Linked DNA regions of Homo sapiens: regions 1 and 3 are each linked to region 2. A link is an interaction called in ENCODE POLR2A ChIA-PET data of the cell type or tissue named here. Cell type or tissue: HepG2. All regions are shown on one strand. Links, peaks and the distances in the headings refer to the core of each region. The heading gives the core; the rest is flanking DNA.

What was found. Peaks named below come from ENCODE experiments on the same cell type or tissue, not always from the same donor. Only the 100,000 strongest peaks of a DNase experiment are listed, where the experiment ranks them.
Region 1: POLR2A ChIA-PET joins it to region 2 with 5 read pairs; 2 of 35 experiments call an interaction of 5 or more read pairs at or near these places.
Region 3: POLR2A ChIA-PET joins it to region 2 with 7 read pairs; 2 of 35 experiments call an interaction of 5 or more read pairs at or near these places.

Annotation. Positions count from the first base shown.
Region 1 is chr12:31,367,739-31,373,777 of GRCh38, reverse strand. It overlaps LINC02387 (long intergenic non-protein coding RNA 2387), which reads left to right and starts at 4,477. Exons shown (of 2, transcript NR_146469.1): 1 at 4,477-5,029. RefSeq lists enhancers at 2,220-2,828, 2,829-3,436. In HepG2, for the core only: no CTCF peak of the experiment used is centred there; DNase peaks (open chromatin) are centred at 2,377 and 2,737; H3K4me3 peaks cover 1,671 bases.
Region 2 is chr12:31,555,648-31,561,686 of GRCh38, reverse strand. All of the region lies in intron 1 of DENND5B (DENN domain containing 5B), which reads left to right. Among named protein-coding and RNA genes, the nearest start is that of DENND5B-AS1, 31 kb to the left of the region's middle. In HepG2, for the core only: no CTCF peak of the experiment used is centred there; no DNase peak of the experiment used is centred there.
Region 3 is chr12:31,358,975-31,365,013 of GRCh38, reverse strand. It overlaps LINC02387 (long intergenic non-protein coding RNA 2387), which reads left to right. Exons shown (of 2, transcript NR_146469.1): 2 at 1,219-1,533. Among named protein-coding and RNA genes, the nearest start is that of LINC02387, 7.3 kb to the left of the region's middle. RefSeq lists an enhancer at 1-495. In HepG2, for the core only: no CTCF peak of the experiment used is centred there; DNase peaks (open chromatin) are centred at 2,093 and 2,483; H3K4me3 peaks cover 1,679 bases.

The DNA.
Region 1 (6,039 bases), core at 880-4,879, 190 kb after region 2:
CACATGGTGGAAGGGGTAAACAATCTCCTTTGGCCCTCTTATAAGGGCGTGAAGCCCATTCATCACCTCTCAAATGACCCCAACTCTTAATACTATCACATTGGAGATTAGGTTTCAATGTACGAATTTTGAGGGGATACAAAAGTTGTGACCATAACAATGATCAAGCTCATATGCTTCTTATTCTGACCAAAGATCTGGTGGAACATGTTTGCAGCAGAGGCCTTGGGTCCTGAAAGAAATAAATCTGCCAGGCCCAGGACTAAGTACTCTTCTACCAGAATGTATGCTCTCTGAAAGAAATTTAGGAGAATGCAAAGATAAGCCACAGACTGGTAGAGAATATTAGCAACACACATATCTGGCAAAGGGCTTGTATCCAGAGTATATAATGAACCCTCAAAATGCAATAATAAGATAAACAGCCCAACAACAAAAAAAGGGCAAATGGCCGGGCGCAGTGGCTCACTCATGCCTGTAATCCCAGCACTTTGGGAGGCCGAGATGGGCAGATCACGAGGTCAGCAGATCAAGACCATCCTGGCTAACACGGTGAAACCCTGTCTCTACTAAAAATACAAAAAAAAAAATTAGCCGGGCGTGGTGACCGGCGCCTGTAGTCCCAGCTACTCGGGAGGCTGAGGCAGGAGAATGGCGTGAACCCAGGAGGCGGAGCTTGCAGTGAGCCGAGATCGCATCACTGCACTCCAGCCTGGGGGACAGAGCAAGACTCCATCTCAAAAAAAAAAAAAAGCGTGCAAATGATTTGAATAGGCACTTCACCAAAGAAAAACATAAAAGGATGTCAAAAAGCCCACAAAAGGCTGGACACAGTGGGTCATGCCTTTAATCCCAGCACTTCAGGAGGCCAAGGCAGGAGGATTGCTTGAGCTCAGGAGTTTGAGAACATTCTGAGCAACATAGCGAGACCCTGTCTCTACAAATAGTTTAAAATTTAGGCCAGGCTCAGTGGCTCACACCTGTAATCCAAGCACTTTGGGAGGCCGAGGCGGGCAGATCACGACGTCAAGAGATGGAGACCATCCTGGCCAACATGGTGAAACCCCATCTTTACTAAAAATACAAATTAGCTGGGCGTGGTGGCGCCAGCCAGTAGTCCCAGCTACTTGGGAGGCTGAGGCAGGAGAATCACTTAAACCCAGGAGGTGGAGCTTGCAGTGAGCCGAGATCGCGCCACTGCACTCCAGCCTGGCAACAGAGTGAGACTCCATCTCTAAAAAAAAAAAAATTAGGCTGGGCACGGTGGCTCACTCCTGTCATCCCAGAAATTTGGGAGGCCAAGGCAGGTGGATCACCTGAGGTCAGGAGTTCAAGACCAGTCTGGCCAACATGGTGTAACCCCGTCTCTACTAAAAAAATACAAAAATCAGCCAGACCTAGTGGTGCGCACCTGTAATTCCAGCTACTTGGGAGGCTGAGGCAGGAGAATCACTTGAACCTGGGAGGTGGAGCTTGCAGTAAGCCAAGATGGCGCCACTGCACTCCAGCCTGGCAACAGAGCAAGTCTCCGTCTCTTAAAAAAAAAAAAAAAAAAATTAGGCCGGGCGCGGTGGCTCACTTCTGTCATCCCAGAAATTTGGGAGGCCAAGGCAGGTGGATCACCTGAGTTCAGGAGTTCAAGACCAGCCTGGCCAACATGGTGTAACCCCGTCTCTACTAAAAAAATACAAAAATCAGCCGGGCCTAGTGGTGCGCACCTGTAATTCCAGCTACTTGGGAGGCTGAGGCAGGAGAATCACTTGAACCCGGGAGGCGGAGGTTGCGGTAAGCCAAGATCACACCACTGCACTCCAGCCTGGGCGACAAGAGCAAAACTCTGGCAAAAAAAAAAAAAAGAGAGAGAATTACCTAATTCTCATAGATTTTAGTTTACGTATTTGTCTTTTTTTTTTTTTTTTTTTTTTTTTTGAGACAGAGTCTTCTCAGTTGCCTAGGCTGGAGTGCAGTGGTGCAATCTCAGCTCACTGCAACATCCTCCTCCGGGGTTCAAGAGATTCTCCTCTCTCAGCCTCCCGAGCAGCTGGGACTACAGGCACGAGCCACCTGGTTAATTTTTCTATTTTTAGTAGAGCCGGGGTTTCACTATGTTGACCAGACTGGTCTCGAACTCCTGACCTCAAGTGACCCACCCACCTCGGCTTCCCAAAGTGCTGGGATTACAGGAGTGAGCCACTGCGCCTGGCCTTGTATATTTAGTTTAGAACAATGCCTGGCACACAGTAAGAAAACAAAAAATGTTACCTACAAAAAAGAAAAAGGAATCCTACCTCTGAGTGCAGTCTCACCTGAATTCTTTCCCTCCCACCCCCACCTCTGGGTTTGTTAAGTCATTCTCCCCTCCCACAGGATCTGCACCACTGTTCCTCCTTTATCACACTCACTTGTCACACAAGTTTTTAACCTTTGGGCAGCTATAAATTCCTTTGACAATCTAAGGAAAGCTACACCATCCCCAGGAAAACACACATATGCACGCACACACACACTCTTAGGTACAATTCTGGGGTGCCTATAGAACTCTAACACTAACCTGCCTTTTTAGATCCCTGAGTTAAATGGACATTAATGTCAAAGACTCCTTATTCCTTTGGAGCAGCAAACCTCAACAGGTCACAGGAGATTCCCAGAGCAGATCCTTACTGCAAGGATCAGAGTCCAAACGAGGCTTCACCAATCTGAGCTCATCTGAGATGCAAATTGCATTTCTCCCAGGCGGGGAGAGGACTCTCATTGTTCCTTCCTGACTGCATTTTTAGAGCTGACCCTTCACCCTCATGGGGGAAGGGCGCTACAGGGATGAGGGCAGGGAGGAGGCCGGTTACCAAATGAAAGAATGGGGCTGCTGGAGATTCTAAGATCATTTATTTATAAACTTCTGCAGCCCTGCTAACATCCATGCTTGTGATTTACCTCACCTCTGTCTCCCAGTTGGTAATCAACAAACCCGTACTACCAAAATGACCTATGCTTCTGTCTTCTGCCGCAGGAGAGGGTGATAACACGGGAGGCTGCTCTCCCACCCCACCCTTTGAGAAAAAGAGGAAGACTGGCCAGTATAAACGTGGCAAATAGCCCTGTCACTTCCCATAAGTTCTGTAATCTCCGTGAGCTTCCATTTTGCCTTTAGAGTGGGAATAATAAAACAGACCTCATACTTTTGTGTGAAAGCGAGGGAACTGCAAATCTCCTGCCCCTAGTAGCACTAATAATTGTTAGCTGCTGCTTCTTAATATTACATAGCACCTGGAAGGATGACGGGCCTGCTTGCTAAAGCTGGCTGTGAGTTTGGGGTCGGCTTGAGGAGAAGAGCAGAGTGCAGGGAGCTTCCTGGAACAGGGCCTGTCTGTCTTATACTTTCACTCTAGACAGCCCTTTCCCGTTTTGGTGTTCAGGAAATATGCCCCAGATCTTCAAGGGCTTCACCGTCCCTTCCCTTTAACTAGGATTCAGATGCCCTCATCTACAGACGGTTCCGTCATAAGGCCAAAAATGATTGGATTCAAAGGATCTGAAAGATTGGTCCAGCCCTTTCTTTATTCTGATTAGAAACAGTCCCAGAGGTGACGTGATTTGCCCAAAGTAGCGCAACTTCCTGGAACGAGAAACCAATCCTAAGATTTCCATGTCGGCGTTCTTTCCGCGGTGATCGGGTTACCTCCCAGACATAGGATTTACTTTTGAAAGAAAAGGAGCGGTCACACGGGAGAGGCATTGAAGGAAAAATTATTTGAATTTGGCAACTGCTTGTGGTGGGGGGATGAGAGGTGGAGGGTGATAAAGCGCCCCCTCACACTCACACACAAATAATGTGAACAATTTTAAATTGCTTTACTTTAGGAGATCATGGATTTTCCAGGGGGGCTGAGAACTTACCTGTTTACCCAGCCAAGTTAACAATACTCTGCATTGTTTACCTAACGCAGAGTAGGTACTGAAGAACTATTTGTCGCACGGATGACTGCATGACCGGATGCATCCCATTCCATCATAGAGTCAGATGAGGATTTGCAGAGCCAAGCCCCACCTGGGAGGCATGTTAAGTCCTTTCCAGTTCTTCTCAATTATGGCTCTGCAGTGAGTATCTTTTGTTCATAAATTCTTGACTGCACATCTTGATTATCTCCTCAGGATATTTTCCTAGAAGTGGGATTACTGGATTGAAGGGGATGCACATATTTAAGATTCTTGATTCCGAACCCCTCCAGCAGTATAAAAATGAGTCCGCTTCCCAGCAAGCTGGCCCAAACAGGCTATTATCAGGCTTAATTTTTATTTTTTATTTTTGTGCCCTCCTAATAGAACAAAAATCGCATCTCGTTTGGTTTGCATCTCTTTGGGGACTAATTAGATCGAGATTGAACTAGTTTTGAAGAAACACTCTAAGGAGTCCAGAGAAATCCTGTGTGGGGCAGGAGATCCATGAAAGGAGGCACATCCCGCCCACTGAGGTGAAACCAAAGGGCTTCTATTGTTTGGTGTGATTTAACCTTAAGATGGAAACATCTGAGCCTTGCTAGAGAGGCTTCCCCGGAACAACGGCTGGGGGTGGGGAGCTGTGACTTATCAGCTTCCCTATGTTTATTTTCATTTCCTGATGGAGAGTAAATCTTATAAACAAATGAAAAACCTGTGGACTTATCTTTAAAGACTACAAGGAAAAGGGGAACTGGGCAAACTATTGCAACTCAAAGTCGTGGAAAGGCAGGAGGGGGAGTGGGGAATTTAGAAAGATATTTCCAAGAGATGGCAGATAGGTCCCTGGGGGCCTGTGGCCAGCCTGGAGAGGGAGAGACCAAGCCAGAGGCTGTGGAAAGCTCTAGAGACTTTGTACTAGAAAGGCTGCTGTTGGTGGCAGAGCTTACATGGCCAGGGATCCCGGAGGACCTGGAAGGGGTTTTAATGGACTTTTGAGAATCAAAGTGAACTGCCAGGGACAAACAAGAGTGGCGAGGAAATGGAAGCAGTCATACCACTCAGGCTGGAAAATCGCTCTAGGAATGGCAAGAAGGTAGGTGTGGCGTTTTCCAAGAGAAGAGGGTGATGGTCAGCTGGGAGCTTTCCTTGACTATGAAACAAGGAAGACTTCTCCCCCATCCAGAGCCAGGAGCTGTCCCTGCTCTTCACTTAAGCACTGGGTTCTTTTACAAACCGTACCCAGGAGGATGACTGATTTACAAATGTTTATAGACAATTTTATTTACTAATCTAGCTCTCACTCTCAACTAAATTTATAATCCTAATTATAGTCATCAGCATTTTCTTGATAACAAACCTACAGGATTTTTTTTTTTTTTTTTTGAGACAGAATTTCGCTCTTGTTGCCCAGGCTGGAATGCAGTGGTACAATCTCAGCTCACCGCAACCTCCATCTCCTGGGTTCAAGTGATTCTCCTGCCTCAGCTTCCCGAGTAGCTGGGATTACAGGCATGCGCCACCACACCTGGCTAATTTTGTATTTTTAGTAGAGAAGGGATTTCTCCATATTGGTCAAGCTGGTCTCGAACTCCTGACCTCAGGTGATCCGCCTGCCTCGGTCTCCCAAAGTGCTGGGATTGAGCCACTGTACCCGGCCTACAGGATGTATTTTATAGTTGTTTTTTAAAACTTTGTGGAGAGTTTATTTTCTTGATTGCTTTAAGTTCCCTATTAAAGTCTTAAATTTAACAATTGGCTTCTAACAGTTTAGTAATCTATGAATATTTTGTACCGCTTTATTTATTCTAAAAGGGCTTAAAGTCAAAGAAAAATGAGTATTTCTTTTTTTTTTTTTGAGACGGAGTTTTGCTCTTGTTTTCTGTTTTGTTTTGTTTTTGAGATGGAGTCTCGCTCTGTCACCCAGGCTAGAGTGCAGTGGTGCGATCTCAGCTCACTGCAACCTCCGCCTCCCGGGTTCAAGCAATTTTCCTGCCTCAGCCTCCCAAGTAGCTGGGATTACAGGCATGTGCCACCATGACCGGCTAATTTTGTATTTTTAGTAGAGATGGGGTTTCACCGTGTTGGTCAGGCTGGTCTCGAACT
Region 2 (6,039 bases), core at 1,057-5,056:
ATGGCAATGTTTTCTATTTGTCACTTTATGTTATGCTAAACAGGTTTGAGTTTTAGGAGTCCTCTTTACTATAAATTGAGGTGGTTAGATGTTGGCTAATCAGGTTTCAAAATATGTATATATATATTTTAAACGTAAGCATCAAGTCTCAAGTAAGCCCCTTTTCCTAGAGATGAACTGTTGCAGGCATGTGGAGCATAAATTGTTGTTGTTGTTATTATTATTATTTGAGACAGGGTCTCACTATGTTGCCCAGACTGTTCTTGAACTTCCGGGCTCAGGTGATCCTTCCTCCTCAGCCTCTCAAGTAGCTGGAATTATAGGTGTGTGCCACCACGCTTGGCTTAGGAAATTATTGTGAAATGTATTTGTGTATGCTATGCTTGAGCTGGGATATATTTTCTTGCTGTTTCTCTTTTGCGATATGTGGATAAGGAAATGCTTTGCTGTGCTTTAAATTGCGGGCTTTGCCCCCTTGAGATGCGTACATGAGTATGGTGCAGCTGTGTATCTGTGACTCGGACAGATCCTGAGTATAGATCCTTTTTGGTAACTGATCTCCTCTTTTCTTCATCCCTTACATACGGAGTTCTCTTTTTAAATCCCTGAACATAACTGGGATCTTGACAAAGGTTCCAGCAAATCTCCTATTCTATTTTCTCGTAAGAATACTCCCTCTGATCTTAGTACTTTCTTCCACGGTCTCTGCTAGGTGAAATGAGCTCACTAAGCATAGTTTACTCTCTCTTTTTGGTAGTAAAGGAGCTGGTTGCAATATTAAACAAGGTGTTCAGGGTAGCCCTCACTGAGAGGTGATCTTTGAACAAAGACTTAAGAAAGTAAGGGAGTTAGCCAAGTAGATATTTGGGAAAAGTATCCCAAAGTAAACATCAAGCGGTCACCTGGTGAGTTCGAGTAACCCTAAAGAGTCTGGAGGAGTGAACAAGAGGAATGAATAATAGAAGGGGAAGCCACAGGAGGCCCCATCATGAAGGGCCTTATGTTGTTGAAAGGACTTTGGTTTTTACTCTAAGAGAATGGGGGGAGCCATTGCCTGATTTGAACAGGGTAGAGAGACCTCTGACTTAGTTTTAAAAGGATCATCCTGGCAGCTAGCTGTATTAAGACTAAATTGTGTGTGTGTATGCAGGGAGGTTCAAGGGTAGAAGCAGGAAGATCTGTTGGGAAGCCTGCAGTAATTTAAGTAAGGGATGATGGTGGTGGCTCAGGCCACATAGTAGCAGTGGAGATAGTGAGATGTAGTCAATTTCTGGACATATTTGGAAGATTGAAACAATAGGATTTTGTTATCAAAAGGCGGGGTGTGAGAGAAAGGGGATGAATCAAAGATGACTCTAAAGGTTTTAAACTTCAGTAAGTTGAAGAAAAATGGAATTACCATCAACTTAACTGGAGAATACCATAGTATGGGTTGCATAGGTTGGAGGAGGGTTGGCACAGCTCAGGAATCCATTTTTGGACATTCTGAGTTTGAGACACCTGTAAGATATTCTGGTCAAGTAGGCAGTTAGACGTATGAGTCTGGAGTTAAGAGAGAAGACTGAGCTGGAATTATACATTATGGAGGCAAAATATTTAAATCCTTGAGTTTAGATAAGATCACCAAGGGAGAGAATGTGGATAGAGAAGAGGAAGAGGGCCAAGGATAGTTCATGGATGTTCTAACAGTAAGATTGGATCAGTAAGCACATTTACAACATTTTAGGGGAAAAATTACTAAGTATTTTTTGAATATATGGAGAATAGAACAGTAAAGAAGGAAGGCAGCAGCAGCACTAAGAGTATCTCTTTTTTCTTCCCTTTTTTCCTTCCGTTGTAAAATTCCTAAAAAATTTCCATGTGGTAATAGACTCAAGGTCAGAGTGAACACACAGCTAACCCTTTTCTTGGTGGATTAATGCCTTGATTCTATTTCTTTCACTGTTGTTTTTCTTTTTTCTTTTATTTCTTCTTTCACTATTTTATTGAAATTCTTAAATCCATGATTAAACTTCAAGTGTATAATTGCTAAACAGATATTAATAAGTGCTGTCAGATTCTTACATTTCCATTACACTTTAATTAAGCTAAACAGTATAGGCAAAACTTTCCTAATGTTAATAAAAATTAAAGATGTAAATTCTGAAAATCATCAGCGGTTGAACATAATAGGATTTTAACATTTTTCTTGTGTTTTTACTCTTTGTCTGGAGATAACTCCAAAATATTTGTGTTTCAGCTACTTTACATGCTTAAGCAGTACATGGTAATGAATGATAAATACCTGGTCTAGTTGATGGAACATCCTTGCCAATACTTTGAATTAGATTAACTAATTCTGGACTATAATATGGCATAGGAGACAGTGTCCTCTTTTATTCTTTTATTCTGTGTTTCCAGTTTTGTAAGCTTGTCTTTGAGTTTGATTTGTTGAGGAAAAATAACTTAGGGAGGGTAGCTTAATTTGCCATGAGTTCATCGTTTCCTCCACTAATGTGAAGGTTTAACTAAAATAGACCGAAGACTGACTGTTTTTCCCTACTCTCCCATGAGAATTTTCTATCAGTACGAGGATGGTAGAAAGTTTACTTTTCATTTTTCATCTGGGGTTAGAACTTATGTTCCAAGTGACATATTTACCAGTGAATTAAGGTGTATTTGATTATATGATCTATATTTGAAGGGACAAGTATATTTTCTTTCTTTCAGCTGTTTTTCTTTTCGTATTACAAAAAGGTAATGCTTCCAGGTGCTGAATAGATGATAGTCAAGAGTCTTCAGTCATTCCTAGAGAGGAGATGAAATGGTGTTAGTTGCATTTGTTAGTAAAAATCATTTATCTGGCTATATTCCTGAAGAACCACAGAATTTCAAATGCTAAAATAAACTTTCATTTGCTAAATGGATGCATAGTTAATGCTTAGTCATGAGATTGATTCATGTTTGGGTTCTACTACTGAAATTAAGCCAGTCCTTTAGGAGGAGGCAAGCAAAGGGGAGTTGATTCAGTGTTGTGTAAAGTGTTATCCATCAGTATGAGTATTTTTCATGTTTTATTCATGAGTAATAGATTCAAAGAAGTTTTAATAAAGTGCCCAATTTTATTTGCATAGGTCAGAATAAACTTTGTAAATAAGTTTGTGATACCTGGGTACAAACTAAAAGGCTAGGAATGAAGTTATTTGGGTCTTATGCCTAAAGTTTAGGAGTTCCAGGAAAATTTTTCTGTTAAGCCCTGGAGGTCTACATGTTTCTGTAGATCAAAGAGGTGAGAACCATTTCTCTTATTGTGCTGTTCTTGTAGTTGCACTGTAATAATCTTTCATGGAACAACTGAGAACTCATGTCATTGTGGAGAGTCACCAGTGCAATTGCCTCTTGCTCCAAGCCCAGGAAAAAGAAAACAAGGGGGTTGGGGGGTGGGTTCTGATTCATATATGTATAAGGAAATTAAGAACACCATCTATGAGGAATTGCTGAAAAGAACAATAAAACTGTCTGGTCTTTGATACACGTCTACATTATTTTAGAAAGGGCTCAGTGTCTGAGTATCTCTAGCGCTGTTATCAAGGTAGTGAACTCCTAAGACTAGTCTATGCGATTGCTTTTGTTTGGGGTTTTTAGACTTTTTTTTCTAAGAGACGGGATCTCTTTTGCCCAGGCTTTAGTGCAGTGGTGAGATCATAGCTCACCGGAGCTTCAAACTCCTGGGCTTAACCAGTCCTCTCGCCTCAGCCTCCAAAATAGCTGGGACTACTACCATGCCTGGCTGAAGGGTTGGGAGACTTCAGAGCAGCTTCTTGCCTGCATTGGTTTTGATGTGGCTAAAGTGGTGAGCATTTCTGTGTCTTTTTTTTTTTTTTTTTTTTTTTGCCACCACAGCTCCCCAGTTTCTCTGGTTTTAATAGGTTGTATATTGTTCCCACGTTTCAGCCCTTTCTTTTTCTCTCTTCTCCTTTTCCCTACTCTCTAAAATACCTAAAGGGTAGTAGTCAGATAGGTTATTTTTTTTCAATTGCTAAACTTCCTATTCACCTTATGCCTTGAATTTGTACGTTTACTTTTTGCCTTTAAAAACAAAGTTCGAGATCAGCCTGGGTGACATGGTGAAACCCTGTTTCTACAACAAATACAAAAATTAGCCTAGTGTGCTGGTGCATACCTGTAATCCCAGCTACTTGGGAGGCTGAGGTGGGAGGAGGATCAGTTGAGCCCAGGAGGTTGAGGCTGCAGGGAGCCATGAGCATGCCACTGCACTCCAGCCTGGGTGACAGAGCGAGACCCTGTCTTAAAAGAAAAAAGAAAAAAATGAATATGAATATAACTATATTTTTAAATTCTGATATGCATTTTATAGAAAATTTAAGCAATACAGGAAAATGTAAAGAAAGTAAAAATGAACAGCAACTCAACTGTTTAGAGATAACTACTAATACATTTAGTAGCCATTATGTCTCTCTACTCTCTATGCCTGTATAATTAACTTTAATATATATTGTTTGATTTTAATATTTGTATTTAATGTCTTACTAATCATATGTAGTAAAATCATTATGGATGCTGTCTTAACCTGTTTAAACCCAATGATATATTGTGGAGATAATTCCATTTTATATCTACATTATCTAGAATACCATGTACTTTACACCCTTATTTACAGGTATATCCTTATTTACAGATTCTCTTACTATAGATTCTGAGGTTGTTTTGATTTTTTTGTTATTTTAAGCAGCATTGAGGAGAACCTCCTAGTGGGAAAATCTTTGCACACATTTTTAATGATTCCTTCAAGTCACATTTCTAAGGAAACTGCTGGGTCAAGAGGCATGCATATTTCTTTTTTTTAATCATATTGCCAATTTACTCATCTGCTAGTATTCTTGAAGGAATATAAACAGTTCGGCAGTATTTTTACACTTCAGTGTGTATTTTGTTAAGAAAACAGACCTGACTGAAAGACCTAGAATCACTTTATTCTGTAAACAATAGGTTTCTTTTCTTGTTTTCTATTTTTATTTTTTATTTAAAGTAGAATAGAGATAGGGTCTTGCTATGTTGCCCAGGCTGGTCTTGAACTCCTGACCTCAAGCCTAGCAAACAGTAGTTTTCTTAATATTGTTCTGCAAAGCCTCTGAAATTCCCAGATGTCATAAAGTTCTCTTTTGAAAATTAAGAATGGCCTTTTAGCTGGGCATGGTGGCTCACGCCTGTAATCCCAGCACTTTGGGAGGCCGAGGCAAGTGAATCAGCTGAGGTCGGGAGTTCAAGACCAGCCTGACCAACAATGTGAAACCCTATCTCTACTAAAAATACAAAAATTAGCTGGGCATGGTGGCAGGTGCCTGGAGTCCCAGCTACTTGGGAGGCTGAGACAGAACTGTTTGAACCCAGGAGGCGGAGGTTGCAGTGAGCCGAGGTCATGCTGCTCCACTCCAGTCTGGGTGACAGAGTGAGACTGCATCTTAAAAAAAGAAAAAAAAGGGGGGAGGAGCCAAGATGGCCAAATAGGAACAGCTCCAGTCTACAGCTCCCATTGTGAGCAACGCAGAAGACGGGTGATTTCTGTATTTCCAACTGAGGTACCGGGTTCATCTCACTGGGGAGTGCCAGACAGTAGGTGCAGGACAGTGGGTGCAGCGCACCACGCGCAAGCCGAAGCAGGGCGAGGCATCACCTCACCCGGGAAGCGCAAGGGGTCAGGGAATTCCCTTTCCTAGTCAAAGAAAGCAGTGACAGAGGGCACCTGGAAAATCGGCTCACTCCCACCCTAATATTGTGCTTTTCCAACGGGCTTAAAAAATGGCACACCAGGAGATTATATCCCGCACCTGGCTCGGAGGGTCCTACTCCCAGGGAGTCTCGCTCATTGCTAGCATAGCAGTCCGAGATCAAACTGCAAGGTGGCAGTGAGGCTGGGGGAGGGGCACCTGTCATTGCCAAGTTAGTTGTTTGATTAGGTAAACAAAGCGGCCAGGAAGCTCGAACTGGGTGGAGCCCACCACAGCTCAAGGAGGCCTGCCTGCATCTGTAGGCGCCACC
Region 3 (6,039 bases), core at 880-4,879, 200 kb after region 2:
CTACGAGGCATTTATTCTCAGATGGCCTACAAAGCACCTCAAACTCAGTATTTCTCAAATATTAAGTTTCTGTCCATGTTTGCCCTCTGTGCCTCACAGCTTAGAGAATAGCTCCACCCAGTTACTCAAGCCAGAAACCTTGGGGTGTCCTAGTCATTCATCTAGTGCCACTGTCCTAAACGCTGGGGATACCAGAGACTACAAACAAGAATCCCTGTCCTCATTGAGCTTATGTTCCAGAGGAGGAAGACGGACATAAGCAGTCAGTTCCTACACCCAGGGACGCCAGCTCTGCAGCAGCGCTGCTGCCAGCCATTCAGCCTCTCCAGCACCTCAGTTCAATCCCCCCACCTGCCGCACCCGCCAGCTGGCCTTCCTCTGCTCTTTTACTCTCTTCAATCCATTCTCCCCACAGCAGTGATAACCTTCCTTCTTTTCTTTTCTTTTTTTTTTCTTTCTTTTTTTTCCCTTTCCTTTCTTTCAGATACAGTCTCACTCTGTCACCCAGGCTGGAGTGCAGCGGTGCCATCTTGGCTCACTGCAACCTCCTCCACCTCCCGGGTTCAGGCGATTCTCCTGCCTCAGCCTCCCGCATAGCTGGGATTACAAGCACCCACCACCATGCCCAGCTAATTTTTTTGTATTTTTAGGAGAACCAGGGTTTCACCATGTTGGCCAGGCTGGTCTCGAACTCCTGACCTCAGGTGATCCGCCCACCTCAGCCTCCCAAAATGCTGGGATTACAGGCGTGAGCCACTGAGCTGGGCCAGCAGTGTAATCTTTCTAAAGCCAAATCTTAACCGTTAGCCTCAAGCTTTAGGATCTTCATGCTTGCAGGATAAAGTCCACCCTTACAAACCTGGGTTAAAAGATGGTACAAGTTCTGGGCCCTGCTGGCCTCTCCACAGCACTGCTCACCCTCAGGCAGTGCTCTCTGTGCAGCCATACTGAGTTACAACCATGGTTCACTGCACCTGCCGTCCCCCAACTCCCTCCTGCCTCCCTGCCTGGTGAACTCCTGTCATTCTGTAGGTCTCAGCTTGGATGCTGTGACAGGGAGCCTCTAGAATGGCCCCCAGTGACCCCTATCTCCTAGTAATCCCTTTCCCTTGAGTGAGCTGGATTTACAGATGCAATTTTGAATAATAGAACCTTGTAGAAGGGATGAGTTGTCACTTCTGAGATTAGGTTATATAAAGACTGTCACTTCTTTCTAAGGGCTCTTTCTCACTTGGATGGTCCCCAGAAAGTCAGCTGCCATGTCACGAAGTGCCCTGTGAGAAGGACCTGTAAGGAGGGACGGAGGGAGGCCTCTAAATGACAGCCTTCGAGGAACTGAATCCTGCTGGTGACCATGTGAGGGAGCTTGGACTCCGGTCCCCCTGTGTTGAGCCTTCAGATGAGTTGGCAGCCCCAGCTGGTGGCATGACTGTAACGTCCTGAAACACCTTCAGCCAGAAAGCATTCAGCTAAACCACACCTGTATTTCTGACCCAAAGAAATTGTGAGATAATAAACATTTCTTCTCTTGAACTGCTATACCTTAAGCTAATTCGTTACACAGCAATAGATAACAAATACTACCTCTGGACCCCTGCCTGCCACCATACCAAATTCCATGCTCTGAGTTCTAGAGTCAGTGGTGTTTCCACCTGTCATGCCCAGCCCTTCACTGCTAGTATTATAATGAGGGCTTGCCCATATCTCTGCCCCCAGATGGCAGACTCTGTACAGGAAAGAAGGAAGGAGGAGTGGGAAGTCACCACTTTCTTTCTCAAGACTCTGAGTCTCTATTCTGCTGCTGGCCACATGTTTATACCCACAGTGTCAACAGCGCCTGGCCCCAAAGTGCAGCTGCAACTTCAGGAAGAGACTCAGGCCAGCCAGAGCCAAAGCTCTATGGCAGCCACCTTCCTCCACCTCCTTCTATTACACTTCCCTCCACCTCCCTCCATCTCCTCAGTCTTCTCAGCCAGCTTCCCCTGACCCTTGAGCACCAGGCAAGCATGCACACACACAGGCACATGCAGGCATGCACGCACGACACCAGGCCCACAGCCTCTCTTTACTCCAGAGGAGCTAGGTGGAGTCACTCCTCCCTCCTTTCACACACACCCTGGGGCCACGCTTTTGTGGCTTTTCTGAATGAAAGGGGAGGTGAGGTGGGGGTGGGGGAAGCCGTCTCTGCCTTTGAACTGCCCAGTTCCTCCACCTTTATTTCCAGCTAACCACCGAGTGCCTGCAAAAAAACAAAACAAAACAAACCAGAAAAACTAAAAAAGGAGCCCAAGTGTCTCTTGCTGCTTTCAGTTTCTGGAGAGCCAGCACACAGGTCACCCACTATCCCTGCCGAAACCCTGAGGTCTGAGGAAGGCCTCTTCACACTGCCTCTGGGCGCTGCCTTTGGCTTCCGGGAGCCCCCCATGCACTTCCCTGGAAACAGGTGGAGCTCTGTCCTGTGGCTCTGATTCACTCTCCTGTCCCTCGGTACACCATTGCGCCGTGTCCTCCTGCTGGCCCTTCTGTTACCCTGTACTTGCTGTACACTACCACGGTGGCCGGGGGCCTCAGCACCAGGAAAGCAACTTCCCCCGTGTCCTCCCCAACTCCTGAGTCCAATCCTTCAAGTCTATGGTGCCGAAGCAGGGGAAATGAATGTTGGAGAGACATGCCTGGGTCTGAACTCACCTCTATTGAAGGAAAACAAAGCTCACTAAGATTGCACCCTACGGTGTGTGCTTCTGTTCTCTCCACCTACCGTCAGCACTCTCAGCAGTTTTCCTCTTGGCTCTGCCTCCTGCAATTACTTTCTGCTCAGCTGCTTGCTGTTGCTAAGAAGGGTTATGCCCATCAACTGTGCTGTAGACATGCAGTATTGTGACGATGGGAGGGACATGGCTTGGAAGGTGGCTTTAATTTGAATTCTGCCATTTATGATATTTGGCCCTGGGTGTGTTACCTGATCGTCCTGTGCCTTATCCTCTGCGTCTGCTAATAGACCGTTTCCCAGGGTTGGGCAGAGATGAAATTAAATAAAACCACACACACTACAGTGCATGGAATGTACTAGGTGTTCAATAAATGTTTCCTTTTTTTTTTTTTTTGAGACTGAGTTTCGCTCTGTTGCCCAGGCTGGCGTGCAATGGCGCGATCTTGGCTCACCGCAACCTCCGCCTCCCGGGTTCAAGCGATTCGCCTGCCCCAGCCTCCTGAGTAGGTGGGATGACAGGCACGTGCCACTATGCCCAGCTAATTTTTGTATTTTTATTTTTAATTTTTTCGAGACAGAGTCTTGCTCTGTTGCCCAGGCTGGAGTGCAGTGGCGAGATCTTGGCTCACTGCAACCTCCACCTCCTGGGTTTTAAGCAATTCTCTGCCTCAGCCTTCTGAGTAGTTGGGATTACAGTCACGTGCCACCATGCCCAGCTAATTTTTTGTATTTTTAGTAGAGATGGGGTTTCACCATCTTGGCCAGGCTGGTCTTGAACTCCTGACCTCATGATCTACCTGCCTTGGCCTCCCAAAGTGCTGGGATTACAGGCATGAGCCACTGTGCGCGGCCAAATGTTTCTTGTCTTGTGTTTCAAAAGGACTTTAAGGCCAGGCACAGTGGTTCATGCCTGTAATACCAACCCTTTGGGAGGCTGAGGGAGGAGGACTGCTTGAAGCTAGGAATTTGAGACCAGCCTGGGCAACATAGCAAGACCCTGACTCAACAAAACTCTTAAAAAACCAAAAGCATTAGCCTGGCGTGGTAGCATGCACCTGTAGTCCCAACTTCTCTGGAGGCTGAAGTGGGAGGATCACTTGAGCTCAGGAGTTGGAGGCTGCACTGAGCTATGACTGCACCACTGAACTCCAGCCTGGGCAACAGAGTGAGACCCTGGTTCTAAAAATAAATAAATAAATAAATAAATAAATAAATAAATAAATAAGGACTTTTAACAACCCTTGTACTTTTTTATTGGAAATACGCATAGAAAGCAAAGAAGATTTTGAGGTCTAGCTGATAAAGGGCCACATTCAGTCTTTTATTGGTTTTTTGGTGAAGCAGGAAGACGTTGAGGGTGGTATGAGGATACTACTCTTTTATTGGTTTTTAATCTGACTTACCCTGCCGTGCTGAGTTAATGCTGTGGAAAACAGCTGCTCAAATGCCAGAGGAATGGATGTGCCTGAACCTGCCCCTGACTCCCAGGTGGTAAGGTGTTTTTCATGTTTGTGTTCAGGTCTCTGTGCCTTTGCTTTGGCCTCACCACGATGGAAGGGAAGTGCCCACATCGCAGGGAGCACACAGAATATGACGGCTAACATGCTACATCCAGCCTGCCATTATCCGCAGGGGTATGGCGTCATTGGATTCACATTTATCATTCAACTTCCAGATCAACAAAGCTTGTCTTCATAAATTAAGTGCATCCAAGTTTCTTTATATTGGCCACAGCAGACACAGAGGATCCGCAGCAAATCATGGATTTCAGTGGTCTTTTCAAATCAGTCAAGTTTAGGTCTAGTATGTGCTAGTGCCTAACTCTAAGCATAATAAGAAGAGGAGCCAAACACATTATGTTGAGATTTTTAGAAATTTAACTCAAGGTTGGGCGTGGTGGCTCACGCCTGTAATCCCAGCACTTTGGGAGGCCGAGGAGGGTAGATCACTTGAGGTCAGGAGTTGGACACCAGCCTTGGGCAACATGGTGAAACCCCATCTCTACTAAAAACTACAAAAATTAGTGTGGTGGCGGGTGCCTGTAATTCCAGCTACTTGGGAGGCTGAGGCAGGAGAATTGCTTGAATCCAGGAGGTGGAGGTTGCAGTGAGCCGAGATCACTCCAGCCTGGGCGACAAAGCAAGAATCTGTCTCAAAAAAAAAAAAAATTTAAATCAATTGTAGGAGTTTCTATACACACAGAAAATCCATTATTAAAATAGTTCAACTTTTTCTCTACAATGTGAAAAACTACCGTAGTTCTGTAAACCAAGGTTTAATCAAGAGCAGATCAAAATTGAGTTCTGAAGTCTACATACTAACTTCTTGATAACATAAACAGGAAGAGGTATAAAAGGCTATTTTGGGCTGGGCACAGTGGCTCACGCCTGTAATCCCAGCACTTTGGGAGGCTGAGGCGGGCGGATCACGAGGTCAGGAGATCAAGACCATCCTGGCTAACATGGTGAAACCCTGTCTCTACTAAAAATACAAAAAAAAAAAAAAAAATTAGCCAGGCGTGGTGACGGGCGCCTGTAGTCCCAGCTACTTGGGAGGCTGAGGCAGGAGAATGGTGTGAACTTGGGAAGCGGAGCTTGCTGTGAGCCAAGATGGTGCCACTGCACTCCAGCCTGGGGGACAGAGCGAGTCTCCGTCTCAAAAATAAATAAATAAATAAATAAATAAATAAAAGGCTATTCTGACAGTGGGAGAGGCAATTTAGCATTTTATATAACTAAAATCAGCACTTCAAAGAACACTGCAGAGGGGCTTCTACTCTCAGCCAGTCTCCAGGACAATGTCTGAACTTGCCCTCCACCAAGCCATTTAGGGTTGTTTGCCATTTAAAATGATAAATACTAGTCATCACTTATAATAATTGGTATGGCACTTAAAGAAAGCAAAATAAAGTTGTCAGAGAAGGAGGCTGGTTGGGTTTGACTAGTTGCTCAGACAGTATTGTGTTGCTTTATTTAGGTCATAATGCCCAAATTCTCAGCTTTGGAGGGCCCCAACTCTCCTATTTTGCTAGGATAGTTGAGGTGATCACTCAGGCTCACAGAGCTAACAGTAACCAAACTCCTAAGAGACAGATGTGCAAGCCAGGTGCCAATGTGTAGTTTTATAGTAAGAAATATAATGCCAAGAGGAGCAGATGGTCAGTGTGGTCTCCCTTATGGGAGTAGATGTGAGACAGTGGGAAGACAGAAGTAAAACTAGAATAATGGAAGTCAGAGACCAGCAATTCTAAGTTTAGGACCTCAGAAGGGGAGAAGACCTTCATTACTGTGGTGAAGTGAAAATTCAGGTTACAATATAGGATGTACAGT